5 separate regions of the Homo sapiens genome follow, and regions 1, 2, 3 and 5 are each linked to region 4. Evidence: chromatin loops called from intact Hi-C (ENCODE). Cell type or tissue: ascending aorta. All regions are shown on one strand. Region 1 overlaps ANO2 (anoctamin 2). Region 2 has its middle 27 kb from the start of KCNA6-AS1. Region 3 overlaps ANO2 (anoctamin 2). Region 4 has its middle 2.8 kb from the start of NTF3. Region 5 overlaps LOC105369617 (a long non-coding RNA gene).

Region 1 (5,000 bases), 370 kb after region 4:
TGGAGCCTCTTGGTGCCTTGGGATCCACCATCCATACCATGTGGCTGATAAGACAGGAAGGAGGATGAAAAGTTTAAAACAGGAGCCACCATCTCTGGAAGGCTGTTGTGAGGCTAGGAGGCCACCCTCAGAAGACCAACACAGTCATTAGCTGCTACCTTGAACTGGAGCTGGTAGCATTTTGAACTGGAGCTGGTAGCATTGTACTCCAACTCCTGTTTCCATTGGTCAACCACAAGACCAACAGCCTTCCCTCCGAAAGGGTACAACTGGAGGAGAGTGGCACTCCATGGAGGAAATGAGAGAAAGGAGACTGGGGCAGAGCCTTTCCACAGCATGATGGGATTAACAGCATGACTTATATCCTGATCTATAAAATGGACCAGAATGTAATGGCATGGAACATAATCATCCTTGTTTCTGCCTCACCTCAACCAGCTGTTGCTGCTTTTCTCTGTCTACCCTTCTCTCACACCCTCAGAGGTAAAGGAAGAATAGACTTCAGGCCTATGAGGTATTATTTCCTTCCAGGCTGCAAAATGTTTTCCAGCTAAACCCAACCATCAAATGATAAGACCCGTGCAAATGCCATGGTGCTGATCCCACGTGTCATCTCTCCTTAGCTTCCCTTCATGCATCCAGCCTCATTTCCTTCCAACCCTGGATTGCCTGCTAATTCGTGGGGCAGAGCAAGGGACTTGGGCCAGGTTGGCAGGGAATCCTTACAGACAAGGTCTGCAAGCCAAGTTCTTGATCTCACCACTCCCAGTCAACAGTGAGGAAAGATCTGGCTTTGAGTCAATGTGATTTTCAGTCATTAGTATCAGGCTAAACTATAAATCCTTATACAGGGCAGTCCAGGCTGGTTACAAAGACACACTCTTTCACCTCAGTCGTCCTTCAGAAAGCAACATTTCTGATTCAAGGGCCACCTCTTCCAGGAAGTCTTGTCTTATTCCTCTAGCAGCAATTACTCTTCAAATGTGATCCCATACTGATAGGTTTGAACATTATTATAGTCCTGAGAGCCCTCGCTATATCCGGTCTTGCACACATTTGTCTCCCTACATAACTCCTAGATCTTAAAGGCCATAAGCTCTCCCTTCATCGTTGTTGTGCCTCCCCATACTGCCAAGCAAAGAGACTTGCTCACTGTAAGCATCAGTGAATGTGTATTGTGTCGAGCTGAATTGCCTTTCTCAATCCCAAAGAAAAATCAAGGAGAAAGCAGCAGGGCTAAGGAAATAAGTAATCACAGATTGATCAACGTTTTTCTCTCTCCAGTTCCTCCTCTAACCCAGCTGTGGCCTGGCCAGTCCTTCCCCAGCCTGGCCTGCTGAGAAGCCTCCTAAGAACATGGCTTCCTCGGTCTCCCTCCGGGGGTGCTCAGATGGCTCACAGTTCAGGAGGGTGGAAGCAGAGCCCAGAGACAAGGAGGGATGGATCAAACCACACAGTCTCTGGTGGCAGTGCTGGGGAACCCTGGCAAGGACGGTGACCTGTGCCTTGCAGTAGGAGGGAGATCCCATTCGTGGCATGTCAGGCTAGAGAGGGCTGGTAGAGATGTGTAGCAACGTTGGGGCACAGTGCCACCCAAGGGCTCTTGAAATGGTAACCCCATAGAGATCACTCTCAGATCCTCGTGGAAGCTGTTCCATATCTCAAGGCTCTAAGCTGGCACATTTCTAAGAGAACTCCAGAGCTTCCACATGGGTGGGCTTCATGCCCAGGGCCTGACTTTAAGTGCAGGAAGCCTCACTCATGAAGTGAGCACCCCAGGAACAGGTGGGAGTGAGTAGGGACCATTACCCCTCTTCAGACTGCAGGCCTGGTTTGGTACAGTGAAGCTCCCCATCCATTATCCCCTTGGTGAACTCCCACAAGTCAACAGGCTGCAATCCCTCTGAGCTGAGTACAGTTCTAGAACCCTCTCTTTCCCATGCTGTCACAGGCAGGCAGTGGCAGCTGCTTTAGAATAAACTTTTTGTACATTAGTTTCAGCAGAGTATAGTCAGAAGAGAAATCAAACTCAGAAGATGCTTAAGACCTATTGTTTTGTCTCATTCATATCAAAACGTCCAAGCTAAGAAAATCAGCCTGGGAGCAGATATTAACTTTAGTAAAAAGACAGATTACGGCCCTGACTAGTATTGGGTCAGACCTGTACAAATCGAAAAGGCCTCCAGTCCCCAAGTTTTCCCAGAAAATAAGGGCTGTTTTCCTCCTGGGTTTTAGAGCATTGAACCAGAGAAGTGCAGGCAGAAATGTCCTTCTCCAGCTGTGAGGACCCTCTTCCAGCTCCCTAAAGGACTAGAAGAGTCATTTCACTCTAGCTTAGGAGTCATTCCTCATATTATCAGCCACAAGCCATGTTTCTGACAAGGCACAAGTGCTGCTGGCTGGAAGTGCCCAGGAGGTCTTCTGGATTGGGGTGCACTCACTCATCGAGGTTCCTGCTGGATACCTCTCTAGGGAACTTTCCAGAGAGCTCTCACACACACACTCACACACACACAGTCACACAATCGCTCATTCATACACACTCATGCACACACTCTCTCACATACACTCACACTCTCACACTGACACACATGAACACACTCATACCCACTCACACACATACACTCACACCGACACACGCATGCACACACACTCATTCACACGCTCATACACATACACTCCCTGCTCACACTCACACACTCATGCACGCTCACACTCTCACACACACCCTCACATATACACTCTCCCAAACACACATATTCTCTGGCACACACACACACTCTCATACTCTTACACTCACACACATGCACTCACACACACACCCACTCTTGCACATACACACACACAAACTCACAACACACAGAGACACACTCTCACACGAACACATTCTCACACTCACACACACTAACACACACAAACACTCTCATACAGGCTCACACACACACTCAGGCCTGCAGGCCCCAGGTCTCCAGAGCAGAGGCAGGATCGGGAGGAGAGCCGTGCGGGGCTGGAGGCCATCAGCAGTCTCACAGTGCAGCCTGCTGGGCACGAACGACACTGCAGCCGGGTGGAGGCAGGGGCCAGGGGTGCAGGGAAGGGTGTCTTGCCTCCCCTCTGTGGACTTTCAACATCCAGGAACGGTGTCTCAAACCCCAAGACTCAAAATGAGGCCTGAAGGCCTGCGGAAGGGGAAGGAGAGCTAGTTCCGGGGCCTTCCACATACAAACAGGTCTCCTGCCCCATGAGCTCTCAATGGCTCACACAGAGGTTTTAGAATCTTCCAAACAATTGGCACAGAGGAGGAGCACTAGGGCTCCAGAGGAGGAACAGAAGCTTGGCGCTAAAAATGAGGAGCTGAAAACCCAAAGAAACGGGTGGGAAAGACCTTGGCCAGGCCTGTGCATGAATTATCACGTTCCGCCTGTGCCAGATTCCCCTGCTCCGTCACTCTTCCAGCACAGACCATATGAGGGCAACTTCTCCGCGAGGCACACGGAGGGTGCCATGCATGGTAGTAAGTAGTCATGGAGCAAAACTGTCATGGTGTGGGGCCTGTGATGGCTCAGGAAGGGAACCACAGGCTGGACTCTGCAGGCAGGTGGGCCCCGACAGGAGGTGGGAGGAATGATGGAGAGGAAGTGGCAAAAGAGAGAAATGGTGCTGAAGAAGAATCCCCAAGACTCACAGTTAGATTGGGGAGTGGGAAGTGAAAGTGACGCCAGTCAGGGATTACTGAGGTCTCGGGTTGTGTCATGATGAAGAAGAGGAAGGAGAGGACTTGGACAGAATCAGGGAAAGCAAGTTGGGACCATTTGGTAAAAGAGTGTAAAATGAGGAGTTTGGTGTGCTCACTGAGTCTAAGTAGCTGCTCCCTGCATGCTCCAGCCCACATTTCTCTCTACAAGTTCTCCAGGTACTCGCCCACTTCTGACCCTAGTGCTCCCCACCACCAGCCCTTCCATCACTTCTCTTTCCAGCAGTTTCTTGAGGTCAGAGAGTTCCTTATGCCACTGGGATGACAACCACCATCACCATCTGCCTTGGCTCCCCACACACATGCTGCCCAGCGTCCCATTCTCCTGAGGCTCCTTCCTCCTCTCCCTCCTGACCAAGACTTGGCTTTGCCCAGGGACCGTGGGAGTGTTCCAGGCCATCTGATCTGTGAGGAGCTGTAGACAGCCTCCGGCCCTGCTCCAGTACACCGTGCCCTGTCTAGACAGATTTGAGCTCTCCATCCTCAGGAACCGCCAGGCCCCAGAGCAGGGCTCCGCTCCAAAGGCAATACTTCCCCTGCAGGTGAGGCTGCTTTGGTGGCCAAAACCGAGTGCATATTGGAGCCATTTGCCACTTAGCTGGCAGCGAGTCACCTGAAGTCTCTGCGGGAAAAGATAGGGCTCTCTGGTAGGGAGAATTTTTATTTTTTAATCGTACTTAAAAAAAACAAAAACAAATGAGTAGTTGGAGAAAACAGGCGACAGAGTGGGTGGCCACTTGAGATCCAGAGAGAAAGATCAAAGCCCACCAAGAATGGAATGATCAGCCTTGGGGTGGCCCAGAGAACAGTCTAGGTGGCCCATGCCACATGAAAGGCAGCCAGGGGACGGGAGACAGGGTGAAGGCACCTGGTCACAGGCCCCGCATGTCCCTGCTCCCCCACCCAAGACCTTGGTTCACGGTCCTCAGCTGGAACAAACACCTGCTTCCAAGAGACATCCAACCAAGCTCTGTCCGCTGGGAGGGCCGCTGCATCTCTGTGTAGGAGGTGAGCTGCCCAAACTCTGGCCTCCACGCGGCTTTCTCTTTCCAAGCAGAAGCTGGAATTCCTCCCTCTAGACTCGATTCTCCTGGCCGCTGCCCCTCTCACAATCCCAGCCCAGGGCAACCAGCCAGGAACACGCTCTATTCTCAGGCTGATGAATTAGCTCATTAGGTGACTTCAGGGCAGTGAGTCCACCATGTCCACCATGGAGCAGCCTCCTCCTGCAGGCTCCAGCGGCCCA
Region 2 (5,000 bases), 570 kb before region 4:
CTCCTGGCTGCCTCTTAGATGAACAATGAACCATGAACTCATTCAGTCATCTCTGTGGAGTCCTTGTGTGTCAGAACATTTTAGAGATGGGAGGTCAGTGGGTGGACCTGCATACCACACCCCCTAGCAAACGGAGGAAAGCAAGCTTCAGGGAAGGGAGGGTGGTTGGTTCACGGCGAGGCGGGGCTGAAAGAGGCTTCCAAGGTAGGGGAGCAGCACTCCAGGAGCTCTGGCTTCAAGCCCACCTGTGGCTGACAGTGAGGCTACAGTCAGAGATGAAGAGTGATTGATTGTCTTTATGGGATGAAGAGTGATTGTCTTTATGGCCAAGGCCTCCACGTGCTGGACATGATGAAACAAACAAACAAACACACACACAGCTTCCTCTAGAAGCTGTGTGTGTGACCTGAGGGCCACACACATGGCCCTCAGGTCATGAGGCATGAGAATCTTTGAGCCGCACACATCAGCCCTGTAGCTTCCAGCAGAGCCCTTCCTGCCTTCCTTGAAGATTCAGAGCCACATTCGCATTCTGACTACTCTCCACTAGAGGGAGACATCACCACTTGTATTTAATATTTCTCCCTAGACGCTCAGTGCTGCCCTGGGGTAAGCCATGCCTGTTGGAAGAGCTCACAGGGAAGGACCAACCCAGCCTGCGGTGTGAACCTACTCAGGGCTAGGAGTCAGCACTGCCTTCCTAAGGGGCTGCCGGATTCTCTTCCCCTTTGACAGAGGTGCGGCCAGCCGTCCAGATGTGGCTGGATGACCAGTTAAGGGGCAATCACCTGCCCTTCTGCCCCACTCCGCCGGAGGTATTGGGTGCAGAAGTAAAGGTGGCTGCTCGGGGATTCCAAGTAGATGTAGGGGAGCTGAGGCCTCAAAGGCTCCCGATCTCCTGGCCTGTGAAAGCAAGTGGACATCTTAGAGAGTCCTTGCTTATGGGTGCCTGCAACTTCCAGGAAGAGGTCGTAGAGGAAGCAGCAGGAAGTGTTCCTGGAAACTCCACGCAGAGGCTGGACGCCCTGGGAACTTTGGCTCAGTGTGCTCTGTGGAGGGATATTATCTGTAGGGACCAGGATATAACACAGCAAAGGGATCAGGTGTCCTTTGGAAAAATGATTTTCCAAGTCAAATTAAATACCACTTGCTTACAGATTTTCTTGAATCTCACCAGGCTAAGAATCAGGCTGAATTATTTTGAACGCCTACCTGATCACTGGACCCGGAGTGAGGAGGGGAGACATGGAAGGTGACCTTGTATGCAACCCTTTTTCCTCTGGTGTCAGTCTTCCACTCAGGGCCTTGGTTTCCCCCTCTGGCAAGCGGGAAGTTGATTTAGGTGATCTCCAGGTTTCCTCCTGCAATAGACAGTGGTACGTTCAGTTTTTCCTCCTGTGTTATGGGTCATTTGTCACCAACTTGCTACTTTCCGCAGTCTGAAGCATATTAAAAGCGGCCCCCATCTCCCACATAAGCAAGCATTTAAAAAAAAAATACTGGTTAAAATAAAATGAGATTGGCCTCTTAGAACCAGTCAACTCATCAAAGTGATGCTGAGCCCTTCTGAGCTCAACAATGTTGACAGTAATTTATGCATTTCACAGCACTAGGCTGGAAAAGTGCAAGCACAGGGCTAAGGCTTACATTTCCTGTGTCAACAGTCACTTGCCTGGTGTCTGGTTTCTTTTTTGGTCCTGCTTACCTTGTGCCAGCCGGTGCCAGCTCAGGGGGCTCTGTGAGGCCACCTCGCCTGCTGGTGACAGAGTCCTCACTGCTTTTAATTTCCAAGTACTGCTTCATCTCTTGGAGATGCTTCAGTGACTCCATTCCAAGGCGGGTTTAGATGACGAAGTGGATGACGATGGGGGGAGTAGGGGAATCTCCTTAGAGACAAACCTGGGAGAAGGCATTTCTCATTCCAGTCAATACATAAATGTTATTGATTGGAATCATATTGGGTACATATTGCTTGGAACAAGGAAGAAGTATCTTTCCACTTCCTTTTGTTTAGCTCTTTAATGGGAAAAGTCTCTGTTTTTTTTTTTTTTTTCAGTTTCCCTCTTGTCGCCCAGGCTGGAGTGCAATGGCGTGATCTTGGCTCACTGCAACCTCCGCCTCCCGGGTTCAAGCGAATCTCCAGCCTCCTGAGTAGCTGGGATTACAGGCATGTGCCACCACGCCCGGCTAATTTTATATTTTTAGTAGAGATGGGGTTTCTCCATGTTGGTCAGGCTGGTCTCAAACTCTTGACCTCAGGTGATCTGCCTGCCTCGGCCTCCCAAAGTGCTGGGATAACAGGTGTGAGCCACTGTGCCCAGCTGTTTCTGGTTATTAATAGGAACAAAATACCAGGGCATGCTTTGTCTAGGTCAGTCCTCATTCTTCATTGTGGATCAGAATCAGCTGGAGAACTTGTCAAAATGCAGATTCCTGGGCTCTGAACCCCCGAGTTATGGACTCAGTAGGCGTAAGAGGCCTGAGAATTTGCATTTCTATCCAGCTCCCAGGTGATGCTGATGCATAGGTCAAGGACCACACTTTGAGAAGCACCGGCGGGGAACACAGTGTTACCAGGTCTTGGTCTCCATCCAATGCAGTAAACACTATGCGATAACAACCTGGGGGCTTTTGAGCTTACAGGAACAGTCAATGCAATAGAAGCACGCGCTGCTAGGTCTCCAAGGAAACAGGGACAGTCTCTTCTCCCGCTGTTAGTTAATGAGAGTGTGGTTGTAACTAAACTACTGGCTAATTACCACGATCGTGGGAAGTGTCCCAGGTCGGCGCTATGAGCTTCTGCCACTAGGGGGAACCAGGGCTATTTCTCTGCAGGCTCCAGGCTGTGAGAAGAGGAAAAGTACTGAAGAGAGCGAGCAAAGCCTTTCAGAAAATACTGCAACACTGCGTGCCCGAGGCCCCCGCACATCGCTGCAATCTTGATGTGCACAGACACCGTCGAGAACCAAGGCTTGGCAGGGAGGGGGGATGGTTGATTTTCTAAGTTGTTTGGTTTTCCTCCCTTTCCTTAAAGTACATCCACATTAAGCCGTTTATGCCGCGGGTGACCTGTAGTATGAGAAGAAACACAGGTCGCTCTCCTGGCTTTGCAGATAGAGTAAGCTCAGGAGAGAGGGAAAGGAGCTGGGCAAAATGCCAGCAAGGGAGGGCTGGGCTGGCGGGACCCAGATGTTCCCTGCCCAGGAGCGTCGTGGAGAGAAGGGGAGGCATGCCTGGGGTTTGGACTGGCCAGCTTGCAGGTGGCTGTCAACCCTGAATGTTGTGGCATAGGTCAGGATGAGGTCCCTTGGGGTGGGGGAGGCAGAGTAATTCCTAAGGGAGAAAAAGACAGGAAAGCAGGTTTTGGGGCTAAGAAGACAAAAATGACTGAGAGGTTATTTTACCTGCCTTGAACTTGCAAACAAGTATGGGTCATGACCTCTTGTGAGTGCTGCCGCATGCCCTGTCAGCTGCTGTCTTCTGGGGACACGCATATTCTGACCGCCACAGAGGGCAGCATAACAGCCACAGTGCCTGCTGAGCAGGAACGTGCCGCCTAACCGGTCCGTGGCGTCCCTGCCTCTTTCTCCCTCATTAAGCCTCTTTCCCAGGACCACAGCTTTGGAAACAGCTTAATCTCTAACAAGTGATCCCGCAGGGACTTGCATTTCAGTCCCTAAAAACCACTCTGTTCCCTTTCTCGGCATGACAGTGGCCTTCTAATGGTTTCGGAGATAAGATATGAGCCCAGGTGATGTTGGGACGTGCAGAATCCATGGTGGGCTGCATAGGTATTAATTCGAGGAACAAATTTCCATAACGTGTGTGTTTGTGGGCATGAGGGTGTACACCTCAATGGCAAATTATCATAACAAAACATTAGCTATAAACATTTAGTTTGAGGACTTGGCGTATAGTTCCAAAAAATGATCTCATTAGCTTACTAACATTCACTTGTCCCTGTGACCAACACATGCAACTCACTGTTCGGAGGGAGCCCCCATCACAGCTAAACAGAGGGACCAGGAGTCTTCCTTCTTAAGCTGCAGCCTGACTTTTCTCCAGCTTACTGTGATAGTTTTCTGGCATGAGCAAAATAAGCAGACCCTGTCTCTCATAATTGAAAAGCGTGTGTGTGTGTGTGTGTGTGTGTGTGTGTGTGTGTGTGTGTGTGTATGTATGCATCCTTTTCATATTCCTTAAAACATTTTTAGCAGGTAAAATCATGTCTCTATGCTATTCTCTCACTGCCAGCCACAGAAAGGATCTTACACAAAGAAGTCCATGGGGCTCCCCTTCTCCTGCACTCAAGTCCTGGATAGGAGTTCTGACTTTTCTGAGTGACAGTTCCCAAAAGGGTTCCTTTTCACCTTTGTTGAATGCAGAAGCAGTGGCTCTTCAAGAGAGAGCATCTCCCTCACCCCTTAGTCATTCCGAGCTATTTGGCTCACAGGTACTTTCAGCATCAGATCTGGTCCTGACTCCAGCTTCCACTGAGTACACATCCTTAGGGCCTCTGCAGGGCGGTGCACCCATGCCTGGGAGGCCTCTCCATCCCTGGATCCCTGCGGCCACTCTTCAAGGCTCCTATTGCCAACCCAGGGATCTGCTGCTCCGTGCTGCTGTCTTGAGCACTGCCTGGCTGCTTGGACCAGGCAGGGCCCAATGACCACAAGTCAGGGAATGGAGAGAGGTGTTTGCTGCAGATTGAGATTCTGATCCTTCCTCTGTCCTTGAAGGACCCTCTCCTCCCCTGTCTCCCTCGCAGCCTTCTCCAGTGCTGGAGCTGACCCGGAACATCAGAGACAGGAAAGTCACTGCTCCAGTTGAATTTTGCTGCAGTTTCTTTTTTTCTCCCCTAGATGCTGAGAGCTATTTTTAGACAGGGACTTTTTTTTTTTTTTCAGGGGATCCACAGTCTATTTTTAAAGGACTTACGGAGGCCACATCATTCAGTGTTTCTCACAGGGACTTCAGAGAGAGTTAGGTGGGACAGGCCA
Region 3 (5,000 bases), 220 kb after region 4:
TTTAGATTTTAGCCTGGTATTACTTCCTATCCTGTCAGCCCTTCGAGGCTTTGAGAAGATTGAAAAATACATTTATCCAATTTTTTAAAATAAATTTTAGCAAAATGGGATGTTACAAATATCCTAACCTACTACTACTGGAGATAGAAGTTTATTTTTACCTATTTTTTATTATTTATTTACTCATTTATTGTCTGCAAATTTTTTAAGAGAGGGATTATTTTGTTTTGTTTTCTGCTGTATCCCCAGTGTCTAAGCATGGTGTCAAGCACATCGTTTGACTCATTAAATATTGAATGAATGAATAAACTCTTTAACAATAATATGCATATTGCGGGGGGCTTTGAAGTGCTAAATTAAACTTTCTATCATTGCAGCTTAACACACGGCAACTCACCACATCCTCTTGAATAAATTCCACATGGCTTGCACTTGTTAAGCAATGAGAAGAAAACAAATTTAGACTTCTAAACTTTGGCAAGGCACCCATCAACTCTGTACTTCATCTGAAAAATGAGGAGTTGAATTGGTGATATCTAAGTTTCCTTCACCTTTTAAATTTCTGAGACGAAAACACAATTCCTGTAGTTAACGGTCACGATGGCAAAAATAATGGTAGTGGTAACCTCAGGCCAGAGTCAGAGTTACAACAATTTCCAGACCAATTTTTGGAATAAGTGATCCCTCTTCCACCCTGCAACTAATGTGTAGCCCTACTTAGAAATGCTCTGAGCTGTGAGTACACACACTCCTTTGTAAAGCAGAACCTCCAATCTTGAATACTGTAAGGAAGATTTCCATAAAGAGATATGGGGTATTAGTAACCCTAACTTAGTCCTCTGATTTTTGCCTTCCCCAAGGTCCTCTAGCTTCAGATACTGCTGTCTTGCCCATGCTGGCAACGAAGAATGAACTGCTACCACTTTATTGATCTAAGTCAAATACGAATCACAGGGTTTTCCCTGAGCTTTCCCTGACGCAGCTGAGACCGTCTGGGTCTTGCAGAAGGGCTGTACCAAACTCTAAGGTAAAGCGCAAGGAAATAAACCCAGCAACTACAGGAAAGCGGAAGGATCACACTTACCGAGCCCAAGCTGGCTATCTCCTGTGGCTTCCAGACCCTGGTCTATCCACAAACGTCAGAGAGGGCCACCCCACAGCCCAAACAGGCTGCTGCAATTGCAGCCATCTTACCTGATTCCTTCTCCAAGTTTTTGGTCTGTCTCCATGCAGAAGCACCATCTCGCAACCCACTCCCTGGAAGTTCCAAATTCTAGCATGGGTGGTCAATGGCCTCACTATCAGACAAGATCCTGCCCCTCTACACAGGACTGTGGCTTCCCCTTTACCAGCCTCTCATTATTTCCATAGCAGAATATAATACCCACAGTAGTCACATAACAGCATCTACATGCATGCAGTCACAGGCAAGTGGTCCCTCAAGGAAATTACCATGAATAAGATGGAGGCAAAGTTCATCAGGTAACCTGGGAAACGATCCTTCCAGGTCAGTTTATCTTCATCATCCTGGGGAGAAACGGGAGAGTAGAGACAATCAGGAGGCACAAATAACAGATATTAATTTGCTCTCATTTGCATATATTTGCATGCGATTGATCATTATCACTCTATATAGATATATTTCTAGTCACTGATGCCTTACTCTCCATATCAACAACTGCCCTTCTAATTTTGTAATTTCTAGATAAGTTGGCATAGCCTGGAAAAACTACAGTGAAAAAACAAGATTTGATTTCAGCCTCACACGGGGCTGAATTTCTAGTTCAACCACTTATCAGCTGTGTGATCCTAGATATGTCTCTTATTAACATTTCTGACATTTATTTTTTCATCTGTAAATTGGGCACGGTAGTGATACCTGCCCTGCCTACTACACAGGACAGTTTTCTTTGTTTTGTTTGAGTGAGAACCATGTGAATATAGTAAAGCAGTGGACAAATGACAGATACGACCCAACCACAGGGCAGCATCCTATAAATAGATTATCTGCTAAATAAAATACCAACCACTGATCTCAGAGCCTAATCGTTGTGCAAATTACCCACAATTTTGTTCCTCAAAGAGGCTACATGTAGTATTATGTGCTCCCCCTCGTCACAAATCCAAACATTTTGAGGCACAGGTTAAGCTGATCCATTCAATCAACTTGGCTGAGAATCCTACCCTTTTCCCCTCGGACTGGGTCCAGTTCACCCAGGCCATTATCCTGCGACAATCGTTATCAGTAACCAGAGTCCTCCTTCAGCGTGCTCTGAGGACCGTCATTTGGTGGGGGACAGGGGAGGGGCTGCCAACAGCTATGAATGGTAAACAGCTCTGCTAATTAAACAGCTCTGCTGTATAAATTTAGTTCAGGCACTTGATTTCTCTGAGCTGCAGTTCTATAAAATTAGAATTGATACAGCTGTCCTGCCTACTACACAAGGTAGCTGGGAAGACCATCTGAAGCCGTGTTTGGGAAGGTGCCGAGAATATGGCAGAGCACTCCCTGCCAGTAAGGCAAGAATCCAGGAGTACTTCTGCAAGGTGTCTGAATGGGGCTCAGCGGTGAGCGCTCCAGGGCCCCTGCTCTCTCTCCTCTCCCCTCCTCACCACTGATACTCAGAACACACCTGATTTGGTGCTAGCAACAGTGCCATCTAGCCTTTGAAAGCTTGTACTGTAAGTGAAGGACATTCTTATACTAAAAGATTTCTTTCTAAAAATCCCTCTGGGGCCCACTGTGCATTGATCTTGGTGCCACGCACAGTGGGAGACAGAAGAAAATTGACATGATCACTACTCCTGGGGAGCTCACAGGCTAAGGAAACAGAGATGACACCCACACACCGAAAGGTTTAAGAATCCCTGGTCAGTTTGGGAGTGAGGGTTATCTTGGGAGCGAGCCTGAAGGGAGCTGAGAAGAGGAAAATTCTCAGTGCATGCCTGGAACTGAGCGATGGGTCGAGTTGGCTTACTAAATTGTGGTAGAAATGAGTGTTATAGCTGAATTCACTTGGTAATTAGCACTTGCATTTACAGATTATGTAAACAAGCAATAGATTCAGGTTTGCACAGACTTAGTGATAGAATCCGGTTGCTAGACTCTTAGCCCAACAGGCTTTCCATCACACAATGAGAACAAGGTAACTACATCTTGTGGCCATCCTGAAGAAATAAGAACATATGAACCTATTTCTGATGGGATTAGAACAAGACTCATTCATATTCTTCCAGATAAGGCCAAACATCAAGAGGGAGTAGAGCTTCTTTCATTTTCCTTCAGTATTAATTCTTAGTTTCACTCACACACTAAAGTTTTCCTTAAGGGTATTTTTTTGGGGGGTGGGGATGGAGTCTCACTCTGTTGCCCAGGCTAGAGTGCAGTGGTATGATCTTGGCTCACTGCAACCTCCACCTCCCAGGTTCGAGTGATTCTCCTGTCTCAGCCTCCCGACTAGCTGGGACTACAGGCACATGCCACGATGCCCCCAGCTAAGTTTGTGCATGTGTGCATGTGTGTGTGTGTGTGTGTGTGTGTGTATTTTTTTAGTAAAGACGGGATTTCACCATATTAGCCAGGATGGTCTCGATCTCCTGACCTCGTGATCTGATCCGCCTGCCTTGGCCTCCCAAAATGATGGGATTACAGGTGTGAGCCACTGCACCCAGCCACCTAAGGGTATTTTTAAAAGATTTTTCTTTAAGCTGTTGACAAGGAAAACTGAGGATGGGCTGACGAATGATAACACTCAATAGGGATTCTGAAGAGAAATTTGAGGGGCCAGGGAGGGACTTTTCCTGAGTCCCCCTGGAGTCTTGGTTCAGTCCCACTCAACAGACACAGTCTGAACAGTGCCAATGGGCCAGGCTCTGTGCTAGATACTGAGGACACGCTGAGGAGAAGGTTCAGCTCTGCCCAGGAGGAGCTCAGAGACCACCAAGGAAACAAGGAAAAGCACTTCTAAGCTAAACCAGATTAGGAAGGTGGCATTACTATTTTGCATAAAAATGAGACATAACTAAAAAGCAACCAAATTAAATGTCCTCTCAAAGCAACTTAAAGAAAAAATGCTCATTTTGATATAACATTCTAGTGGATGTTGAAAAATCACCCCTTCTCATGTTTACATTGGTGATCTCTTTTTTCTGGAAGTCACAGCTCCCAACACACACACAGTGCTCATGCATTCAGACACTCCCAACATAAGAAGCCAAGAGAAACACAAAGATTGCACCACTGTCTTCCAAGCTGCCAAAGTCACTAGTAAAGATGACAGTGAGTAAAGTAGTCTTTACTTATAATAATCTGGCTCTAATAATGGAAGCCAATTAAAACTCTCCATTCACGGATACATTAACAATACGAAGACTTGCAGCAAAATATCCTTAATTTAAATATACTCTGCTTAAAAATCCTATAGCCAGCATATAAGACAGTACAAAGAGAAGTAGGCTTGGAACCAGGACATCCAAGTTCTGAACTCTTGGCTCTGGTACTTCTTAGGTGAGTGACCTTGGGAAATTCCCAGATCATCAGCTTCCTTATCTGTAAAATAATTTATGTGCCCTATCTGCAAAATATAGTTAGATCTATCACACCAAATTGCCATGCATTTAAAATTACCCAACCTATGAAGCAGGTCAAGAGAGTGCAGGCACACAGAGGTATGAGAACTCTTAGCACCTCTCTCTCCTTTTAAAATGGAAATAACACTTGTCCCACCTAAGTGGCCCAGGTATTGTGGGATCACATGAGTGCATGCATATGAGAGAGCTTTGTAAACTGGAAGGCTCATAAAAGTAAGGTCTAACCAGCTTCATGATTATATCAAAAGCAGGTGACTATAAAGCACTTAGCTAATGCAATCGTTGTTAAGACAGGAGCCTAGCTGTCCTCTGTGCTAGCTTCTTTGTCTCAGCTCTTTGTGTCTATGTCCCTTGATGATGGCTCCCATTCTGAGCCTCCAGACAGCAAGTAGCACAGTAATAAAACCACA
Region 4 (5,000 bases):
TGTTTTATCATCCAAAGATGGAATTAATGGCTATGCCATATCTGTGTCAGACCCCGGCAGTAAAACTTTATGGGTTCTTCCCCGTGAAATATTTTGTTTATGTCACGTGGGTCTCATCGGATGTTTTTTTCTCTTTTCTTCACTTCCCCTCCCCACCCTTTTCCCTGCCCTCTTTGTCTCCTGAGACCTATTCCCTTTGGAAATGCATTAGTTACCTAGGAAACCTTAATGTCATTTTTTTATGAGTGGAGTTTGGTGCAGCATAAAGTTAATTTATAGGGTGGTTAGGAATTCATGTCATGACTGGTGAAATAGGAGACTTTATTATGATTTCTACATCCACCTGTGTGGTAGGAATACATACCTTCCCTCTATCATTACGGGTAATTTCTTGAAACGTAATTATGAATATGTATGCCATGTCACAGAATAAGTTGATTCACCGTTGTTCAATGCAATTCATTATATTGTTCAATGTAAGCCCTAGAACATAATTAGCAATAACAACAAACCAATAATATACCAGGCAATCTGTTAAGAGTTGAAGGATATGGTGGAATTTCCTTTTAAATGATGAGGTGGTTCTGGGTGAAAGGCAGAGAATGAATAAGACGAGATTTTGAAATCCTTCAATTCTGTCTTTCATGCACATTGAGGTCCACGTTGGGAAGCTATATAAATTCTAAATATGTCCACTACTTCATTCTGCTGATTTATTTCTGTATTTGTCCAAAGGGGAAAATATACATCCATAAAATTACATTAATGAAATGTGTAGTGGCATACAAATAATAATACACAGGCCATTCCAGAGCCAAGCTTCTTTCTAAAGATAGCTCATTCCCCCAGTGGTGTGACAGTGTTTCCTGTGTAAGGACTAGCAGATCGGGACTGGCATTCACATTGTGCCAGGCACTGTGTTGAATGTTTTAAATTAATTAGTTCCTTTGGTCCTCATATTACTTCTATGAGATTGGTGTTGTCTTCACCAATTGCAGATGGGTTCTAAGAAGTTAAGAAACCTGTACAAAAGCACATGGCTACTGAGTGGAGAAGGTAGAGGGGAACCTGCTTTTCTCAGGCACCAAAATCTACTCTGGCAGTAAATTCTAGGTCGTGGTCTGTCATTATGTTTTTGTTTTTGTTTTTTGTTATTCTGAGTTTCCTCAGTTATTAAATGCAGAGTGGGGGACATAGGGGCTGATAGAAGTTTATCTCTGATGTCTGTATTCTGTGTAGAGAGATCAATGCTAGTCCTTAGAGCAAAGCTGTGCTTTCTTAAAATGACAGAAATTTGGGGGAAGACCTGGTCTTGTTAAATAAACATAAACAAGCCACTCAGTTTCTGTGGACAAGTGCATGCGAATTGAAAGAAAAGAAGAATGTCTCACAGGTGACTCCAGGTCATCTGAGAGGAATTGCTATATGGCTTGACAGCCTGTAGCTCTTGGTGAATAATGCTGTTGCCAGTATATAGAAACGGGTGGGCAGCCAGGAATCTTTCAAGTGCGGAGGCACAAAGGTAGCATGAAGCCGCCTTTCCTGACCCTTAAGCTCCCAGTCCCTGTGCAAACACCTTTTGCATTCACTTTAATTGTTTGAAAAACGAAGACTTCCAGACTCCATCAGCTCTAGCAGCTGTCTGGGTGGATGGGGGTGGGGATGGAGGGGGTAGGGCGAGACCTCCCCACAGCGCCCTCCAGCAGCAGAAGATGCAACTTGCAAATACTTCAGGATCAGTGAGAAGTGTGGTGTTTATTTTAGTAACCTCAAAAGAGAGAAAAAGAAAAGCAGTGGAAGAGGACAGACATTCAAGGCTAGCTACACGATCATGGGGAAAAAAAACAAGCTTGTCTTTGACACGGAAAGGGTCCTTGGAGGCCATTCGGTCCACTTCTCTCATTTCCTGGGTCAACATGTCACAATGAATTAACCACATACTGCCACTGCACAAGACCCCCTCCCTCACCACACGCTGAGCCCCCACCACCAGCATTCAGTCCACTGAGCTCAAACATAGGGAGATAAGTGCTGTTTTCACAAGATAAAGGCAAAATTCAATCCCACGTTGCCGTTTTGTTTCTGTTCAGTGTTCCAACCACAGAGTGGTGCTATTGCAAAAGATAAGGGTAACCAGAAGGCACGCTCTGGAAATTTGCTTTAGGAGAGAGTTTTAAAGGGGGTTTTCAAAAACAAGATCTGATTCCTGCTCTCAGAAATCACTTCCAGGAGTCAGGGCCTTACTCTCAGATGCAGCAGGGAGAAGAAGAAAGTTCAGCAACCTAAAAATACAGTCGACAGATGGGCAGCCAAAGTCATGGCCACGAAGTCAACTTGGAGAGGAGCACCTACCTAGTGAATCCTAAAAGATCTCATCCTGGATGCTTCCTTAACCAGGCCTATGTACAGGGCACAAGCTCGCAGCCAGCTTACTTTCCAGTCCTGATCTTTGCTTTTGCTATCCATACCAATGGTATTTCTATAGAAAAGAAAAATCTCTATTTAGAAACACGGATTTACTTAGAAGTCACAATATTCTAGTTTAAAAATGGCTCTACATAGTAGAGAATGATCTTTTTATTCTGTCTTCTTAAAAATACACCTTTCTAATTCTTTTTTTCTTCCCACCTTCTTCATTCAGCACCTTGCCACTCCCTTGGAAGCCACAACAGCGAGCTGGGGGGTCAGTCCCTAGTCTTAGAGGGAAGAAATCTTTAGGTCTGAAGTCTAAAGAAAAACAGTAAAGGAAAAGGCAGTTGGCGGTGCTCAAGGTAGACTGTCTGAAAGAGGTCTTCTACTCAGAAAAGGGCTAAGGCTCTCCCTTTGGGAAACCAATCCTTCTGAGAAAAAGTGCATCTTTCACCCTCTGCTCCTGTCTGGGTCTCTCCCTCTTCCTCCCTCCTTCCCTCAGTCCCTCCTCCCCTCTCTCCACAAAGACACAGCACATATTTGGCAAGATTAAGGTGTCACCTCTCATATTACAAGGCCTGTTGATTGCAAGCAAAGACAGACCCACCAGCTTAGGACAAAACCCCTTGGAGTTGGAAATAAGACAAACTCTGGGATCCCCGAAAGTCCCGGCAAAATGACGCGGCCAGCCAGTGCAAGGCATCTGCAGAACAAATCCAAGTCCTAAACGCACTGCTTGCTGCCTTTTCTTCTCCTTCCTTTCTTCTGATTTTTCAAGTTTGTTTGCCCCCCTTCCCCTCCTCCCTCCAGACTGCCAGGGACCTGGGAGCTGCCTGCAGATCAGCCCGCACATGTATTTAACCCCTTCCCTGCTGCAGCAGGAGCCAACCACCTCTTTCCTTGCAATCTTCAGGTTCCCAGAGGACCTGGAGCTTGAGAAAAGAACTCTGCCAGTGGATCTGAAACTGGGGCCTGAATCCCTCCTTTGACCAGGGCGAGAAGCTGGAGGAGGGGGGCAAGTGCGGGAAGTGGGGGAGGGCAGGGAGGCGGGCCAGATGAGAGGGAGAAAAGCAGAACCCGACAGAGCACGCCCAATCCAAACCTTCATGGTGCTGTGTGGCTGGGTGGAGGGAACGACTCGGCAGCCTCTTCTGGCCCTGAGGAAGACGTCGATATTTTGGCACGAGGGGAGCCACTGAAGGACTACCCTACCCTTGCGAGGGACCGCAGGAGGTGACGCCCCTGGGCCTCGGTGGGCGCTTCTGGCGGTTTTCGATGTGGCAACCCCCATCAGCCAGGATAATGATGAGGCAGGTACAATCTATCTAGTACGCAGCCCCCAGACTCCCCCCTCCCTTCCCACCTCCCCATCCAACCCCCCAGCTACTCTCTGCGGCCGGTTGGTCCTGAACTGGTGGGTGCAGTTCCGATGTTTAACCAAATTCTCAAGCAATTTCAAGGTATTTGGATTTTTTGAACCTGGGCCCTAACCGAAACGCGGAACGGCTTGCTTATTAGACACCTCGAACGACAGGGCAGGGAGGAAACGGGATACTCGCTGCCCTTCCCAGTCGCGCGTGAGTCAAAAGGTCCTGGCAGGAGATGATGTGAGGAGCGGCTGAAGTGGCAGGGAGGAAGGGATGAGGGGCTTGGAGCGGAGGTCCACCACGCAAGGACTCGGGAAGCGGGCAAGTGGGCAAAACTCTGCTTCCGGGCTCTCGATTTCTCGTTGATCACTAAGTGGTATTTTTCCCCCTTCTCTCGATGGCAAATGGGCGAAATCAAGATGACTTAACTTGGTAAATTTAGAGAGAACGGCTCGGAGCAAGTGAGGTCTAACGGGCAGCTAAAATTATCTCCAAATAAGAGATTTTGACCCCCTCCCCCTATCCTCTCCTCGAATGTATCCACCGGTGGGGAAGTGAGCGTCATTACTTTCGGGGCGCCACGAACAGGTTTGTTTGTTGCTCGCCTTTCCTGCTTCTCGCGCTGTCCCCGCGTGCAGACTGGTGGGTGCTGGGCGAGTGATTAGCTGCAGGGCCCCATCCTAGTTTGGAAGGAAGGGGTTTAGAAGTTGGAGGATGGGTGAAATGGGAGGCTGCGATCCATCTCCCTCTCCCTTCCACACTCAAGCTCCCGCAAACACGCGCGCGCACACACAGCCCCTCCCTAGTCCCTCGGACCACCCGCCCCCACGCCCCTCTACCTTGACCTCCCTTGACCGCCGACACAGCGTCCTGGGTGCGGGTCCCCGGGAGCGGGGAGTTCGCCGGGGAGCGATTGTCCTTGGGCGTGTTCGTGCTGTGGGGTGGGGGGAGGAGTGGCGGGTGGGCTTGGTAGGGGGTGGGGAGAGATCTGGAGCTGGAAGGGTCTAAGGTTTGGAGGAGGAGTTTACGCCTCAGACCTGATCCTCCTGAGGAAAAAGGCAGGAAAAGGCCCTGATGCCTTGTAAAGAAAATCTTGAAAGAAAAAAGATCAAAAAGAAAAATTTCAAGAAAAAGAACCACTAAGAAAGGCTGAAGACACTAACATGTAACCTGTTACGATACATTTAACGTTTCGTTTTTTCCTGGATCTCTAAAAGGGAACTC
Region 5 (5,000 bases), 230 kb before region 4:
AGCTATGGATGATTCTAGTGAGTGACTTAATATTGCTGCTTTCAATGGGACCCTTGGCTTGCTAGTTGTATCGCTGTGTAGAGGAGAGCTGAATGCTATCCAAGCGGGGGCCCCTCCAGCTAGGTGGAGGTTATATTAGCTCAAAGCAACTACAAAGATAGAACATTCAGGAGCTTGCTAGTAATCGCCTATGGCTGAACTCCCAAGTTTGGGGTCAACACTGGCTACGATGGACTCATTTTCTGGTTATCATGATCCAGTGAAAAATTCATTCCTTCCTTTAACAATTGAAGATTGGAGAAAGTCGGATCAAAAAAGGCAGTGCAAAGAGGTGTAGACTGCTTCCAGGAATGTGTCAACCAATTCCTTTATCTAACAGACTTTTCTGTGCTTACCAAGAAAAGAGGATCTCACTTTACCCCCATCCACACCCTAACTGGTGTAGGTCTCACTGTCCACACCAGAGCATCAGGCCTGAGGACTAGCCCCATTGCTCACAGTTATGAAACAATTATATTCTCCAGATGATTCTTGGGGGAAAATGCCAAGAGAAAAGAAATGGGGGGAAGGAGAATTTCTTAGGCAAGAATCTCGAATTTAAAAACTCCACATAAGATGTCTCCAATTTTCATAACTCCAAAAAGAAAATTTCAAGGAATTTAGATTATTTTGTCTGAATAACAGAAGGCCTGGGGGTAGAAGGATTAGAACTGAATCATGATCTTCAAGACTACAAAATACCTTTGTTCCCAAATAATGGTCTTCTTTGGCAATGAAGGCTGAACATTCAGGAGGCTGGGGGCTGGAAGATTAGGAGGCATGCAGTATTTTGGTAGGAAGTCATATATTTGGTTTCTCTGTTAAGTTCGTGAAAGAAAATGAATGAATCTCTACAGTGGAAATGACTGGGTTGGGACCAAGTGAGCTGCACGGCTCCTATCTGCCCTGTGACTCTGATATTTTCCATATGTGCCTCGATGGACAGACAGGTAATCAGGCCATTACAACAGTGGTGGGGAGTAATGGTAGCTCCTGCCCATGCCTGTGAGAGGCCCTCAGCCAGCTACAGGTATGGGAGATTTGGAGGAGAATGGTTCCCTTGGAGTACTCAGTAAGATGCAGCAGAGAGCATGGGGAAGAGCAGGGGAAGCCACAGATGTGCAATCAAGGGGACAAGAGAGCATCTCCCTTCCTCAAGAATATTCTTGCAGCTCCACGTGGCAGGGCCTGGGGAAATGAAGGCAGTGGAGAGACAAGAGGCTGGACAGTGAGCTGGTCCTGGTGGCGCAGGACTGGAGCCCACTCTGAAGCCACTAGCTCTATTCTAGGGACGGTGGGAAACCCCCTAAGAGCAAACTCAAATAAACCTGGGCCTGCGCATGACCTCCCACACCCAGCAGGGAATTCTGGTCACTCTTCCCACCTGGTTAGAACTTAGGAGCTGGGTGGGTGGCTGGGGGAGGATGCAAGGTCTGATTTTTGCCGTACAGCACCCAGAAAACTCTCTTACAGTCCTCTGAAGACCTTTTCTCCCCAAATTCCACTCATTCTGAAGGGCTGAGTATCTGCTGTGTCATAATTTCCCTGTCACAGAAGAGTTGTAAGTAGAGAATGAGATTTACATTCTAAGGACTATTCTGATGTCAGTCCTGAAAGGGGCCAAAGGGAACTGTCAGAAACAAATGAGGAATTAGAAGGACATAGAACACCGTTCCCTATGGGTAAGAGATTCCGGATCATGGCAGCAGAAAGAATTATTTTTTTCTGATATGAAAAATGAAGACACTGAAGCCCAGAGAAGGCAATGACTAGCTAGACTTTCACTGCTTGTGTTGGCCCAGTATGTGGGAGTGAGGGTGTGGAGCAAGGGAGACAGAAGCTCATTGGCTAGAGTGACCCCACGGCATCCTTTGCATTGGACAGAAATATAATTCCTGTTAAAAAAAAAAAAAGTGGTTTTTTTTTTTTCCTTTAGATTCTGGGGTCTGCGTTAAACCCCAGAACAATTTACCTTGTTCTTCCCAGAAGCCTTGTTCAGCAAGAGGAGGGAGGCCGAAGGCGCTGACCACTAGAGGGGGCGCTGCCTCCACCTGGCACAGACCACGGGGTCGGGGGCGGGGAGGAGGACAGCCACTAGGTGAAAGGCAGGGTCGCAATGGGTTGCACTGAAGTGTTGCTCTATCAAAGGCTTTCTGAACACAAGACATAACAAACCTTAAACTCTGTGTTTATGCCCAGGGATGGGAAGGGGACGTGGGAAAGAAAGACAATATGGAAACTCAGATACCTCTGGAAGAACTGCAAGTAAAGGCAGGGTGCTCCTCAGAGGTTCCTCAGAATCCCCAGTGCTTGTTTTGGACAGGAAACGCTGAAGGAAGAGCATGCAGTTAATCTTTTGATGAAGCGTTTTAGAACAAGTGCATTCAGATCAGATCTGATGTAGAGCCAGCTCTGCAGGACAGCTCCCTGTGTCCTGACAGGGGATGCTGGTTATCCTTTATCCACCGGGTTAGAGCGTAGTAGCTAAGCAGAACGTTCTGAAGGTTGTACCTTTTCCCGCTCTGCATAGCTGAGTGTGAGCAGGGAGAGACCATGTTCAGAGATGTCGCTAGAGGCTTGCTGGTAGGAGGAGGAATGGCAGCAGGGGTGAGTTCCGGCTGGTGCTCCCTGCTCCATTGTGGGGTATTGTGGGCTCTGTGGGGTCACAAGGTCTCACTCCTGGCTGGACTCACTCCTGGGAGGTGGCTGAGCTGATGCAGTGGTGTTCAGGATGGCAGCTGCTACCTTGCCTGGTCTCTTAGCCAGGTTATTAGTAGACTGCTAGCCTCTGTTTACCAGGAAGCAAAAGTGTCCCTCTTATTCCTGAGACTACTTCTAAGTTACATCTCAATGAAAAAATAACAAGAAACAAAATAAATGGGTCTCACTCCCACTGCAAACTACCCTCACCACAAACTATCCCCACTCTTAATTAGAGAGAAAATATGGTGGGGGCATAGGAACTGGAGTCCCATTATGCCTCCGCTCGGTGCTCACATGGCGATGCATGCCTCCCGTCTCTGGATTTCGGAGGCTCCCTGCACACAGCCAGGGTGTCTGAGGGAGTTCAGGGTCCTCTTGCTGCAACACAGAGCCCGTGGGATTGCTTTTGTGCGTCACAGGGAAAAGAGCCCTTCCTGTTGACAGACCCAGCCGTCCTGCCCATGATGAATTGCATCTCTACGAGGGGACTGCTGTTGTGGTTTTCCCTTCTCTCGGAAGGTTCATCCCCAGGTCTCGTGGCACTTTAGAAAATGAACTGCTATAATTCCACGCTGAGCGCACAGCCCTCCACAACCAGGCCTCTTCACTCTAATATGGCTGCTGGTTTTGTCACTCAGGAGGCCAGCAGCTGGTAGCCTTGGTGGCTCCTCCCCATCAAGGGAGGCGCAGAAGCAAGGGAGGCGTTCCTGCTGGCTGCCTCTTAAAGAAGGACTGCGGATGCTGATATTCCAGGGAGCCAGGAGGAACTGCAAGCCCGAGGGAGTGTGGAGGGGGGCGGAGCCTGCTGCAGTCACAGAGGGACACAGCAAGACCTAGGTCTGCTCCTGGAGCAGTACTTCCTCACTGGGTGCCTGAACTCAATGCTATTTATTTTAGTTTTGGTGATCCAATATCTCCAACTTTCTAGAACAGTTTGTCTCTGCCTCTCTCAAACCCACCAGATCATCCCCTGCTCTGAAAATAGAAAAAGATGGTCCCTATGGCTGTAGGAGATTCATAATTTATCACTTCATGCTAATTCAATTTTATAACCATACATATGGTTTTCAGGTTATCTATGGCTGTGTGAAAACTTTAAAACTTAATGGATTTAAAACTATAGCCAGTCTTTATGAGTCCTTTGTGGGTGAAGACATTGAGCAGGAATTGGCTGGTCAATTGTTCTGCTCCATGTGGCATTGGCTGGGGTCATTCAGTGGCGTTCAGCTGGCAGCTGGACTGGCCTGGAGCATCTGACGGCTTCACTCATTCACCTGGGGCCTTGGTGGGACAGCTGGACTGCTGGGCTCACCTGGTCCTTCTGCCTCTCTTTGAGCCCCAAAGTGTCTCTCTAGCAGTGTAGTTGGATCTTTCACAGGGCAGCTCAGGGCCTGAAGACCAAGGCAGGACCTGCCAGTCCCCAAAGTAGCATAGCATCACTTCCACCACGCTCTACTGGTCAAAGTAGCCACAGGCCACCTCAACTCAGAGAAGGGGAAATAGAGGCCATTGCTCAATAGCAGGAGTGTCCTATAATTTGAAGCCATCTTTAATCTGCCACCAAAGTCCATTTATTGATGGAAATGATTTATCTCTATAGACAAGGGGTGTTCTTTTTCTTCCAGGCACACTCCTAACACTCCTAACAGAAAACTTTTCTTCAGTCCTGATGCGTGGGGGCCAATTCATCAGGAAGTTTTCCAAACCGTTTGAGGAGGTGTGGGTTATGCAGTGATCAGGGTATACACAAAACAAAACAACATTGCCTTTAATACACATCAGAATTGACAGTAATTCTTCTATGTTTTTCCCCTACCTGGGTCATCCAGATGACCTTATCTCAGGTTACAAGTTGAATTTGGTAATAATAAATGGTTGCTTTGTATATCTAGTATGTAGAATTAATTCCGCTTTGTAGAGTTCCATATGGCCTGGCCACTGACCCAAGAGGATCATACTTTTTCAAAGACAGGATTCTCTAGTTTTCCTTTTAACTCTCTCAGTGAATGTTGACTGAGCATACACTACATGATGGTTATGGTGTGTGATTTTCTTTACACACACTTATTCTGTTATCTTTCAGGGCTTTGAGTGACCTTTGGTTCCCTGTAGGTAAACCCAGGATATCAGTGCAGATAGAGAACATACCAGGGCAGAACCCTAGGCCCTAGACTGTAGGAACTGTTTGGCAAAAATGTGAATCTCAGCAGCTGAACTACCCTGGCAGATGGCAAGAGGAGATTCTGTCTCATAATTCA

What was found. A loop is a pair of places that touch in the nucleus more often than their neighbours do. Peaks named below come from ENCODE experiments on the same cell type or tissue, not always from the same donor. Only the 100,000 strongest peaks of a DNase experiment are listed, where the experiment ranks them.
Region 1: it touches region 4 in a loop (12-fold over the local background); 33 of 110 quality-filtered maps call a loop at or near these places.
Region 2: a loop joins it to region 4, with 3 times the contacts of the local background. A loop is called at or near these places in 2 of 110 quality-filtered maps.
Region 3: a loop joins it to region 4, with 8 times the contacts of the local background. A loop is called at or near these places in 36 of 110 quality-filtered maps.
Region 5: it touches region 4 in a loop (7-fold over the local background); 10 of 110 quality-filtered maps call a loop at or near these places.

What each region holds. Positions count from the first base shown.
Region 1 is chr12:5,793,634-5,798,633 of GRCh38, forward strand. All of the region lies in intron 10 of ANO2 (anoctamin 2), which reads right to left. Among named protein-coding and RNA genes, the nearest start is that of ANO2, 150 kb to the right of the region's middle. In ascending aorta, a CTCF peak has its summit at 3,059; no DNase peak of the experiment used is centred here.
Region 2 is chr12:4,855,087-4,860,086 of GRCh38, forward strand. No RefSeq gene overlaps it. Among named protein-coding and RNA genes, the nearest start is that of KCNA6-AS1, 27 kb to the left of the region's middle. RefSeq lists enhancers at 500-549, 560-609, 2,465-3,108, 2,637-2,931. In ascending aorta, CTCF peaks have their summits at 553 (motif pointing right), 2,791 (motif pointing right) and 3,601; DNase peaks (open chromatin) are centred at 575 and 2,815; H3K4me3 peaks cover 665 bases; H3K27ac peaks cover 70 bases.
Region 3 is chr12:5,646,275-5,651,274 of GRCh38, forward strand. ANO2 (anoctamin 2) reads right to left here. Exons shown (of 25, transcript NM_001364791.2): 15 at 1,453-1,527. Among named protein-coding and RNA genes, the nearest start is that of NTF3, 220 kb to the left of the region's middle. In ascending aorta, a CTCF peak has its summit at 2,664; no DNase peak of the experiment used is centred here.
Region 4 is chr12:5,426,830-5,431,829 of GRCh38, forward strand. It overlaps a transcript of NTF3 not described here. Among named protein-coding and RNA genes, the nearest start is that of NTF3, 2.8 kb to the right of the region's middle. In ascending aorta, a CTCF peak has its summit at 2,085; a DNase peak (open chromatin) is centred at 3,992; H3K4me3 peaks cover 2,207 bases; H3K27ac peaks cover 2,797 bases.
Region 5 is chr12:5,198,630-5,203,629 of GRCh38, forward strand. All of the region lies in intron 4 of LOC105369617 (a long non-coding RNA gene), which reads left to right. LOC105369616 (a long non-coding RNA gene) reads right to left here. Exons shown (of 3, transcript XR_931575.4): 1 at 3,037-5,000; 2 at 2,288-2,368. Among named protein-coding and RNA genes, the nearest start is that of LINC02443, 42 kb to the right of the region's middle. In ascending aorta, a CTCF peak has its summit at 2,077 (motif pointing right); a DNase peak (open chromatin) is centred at 2,111.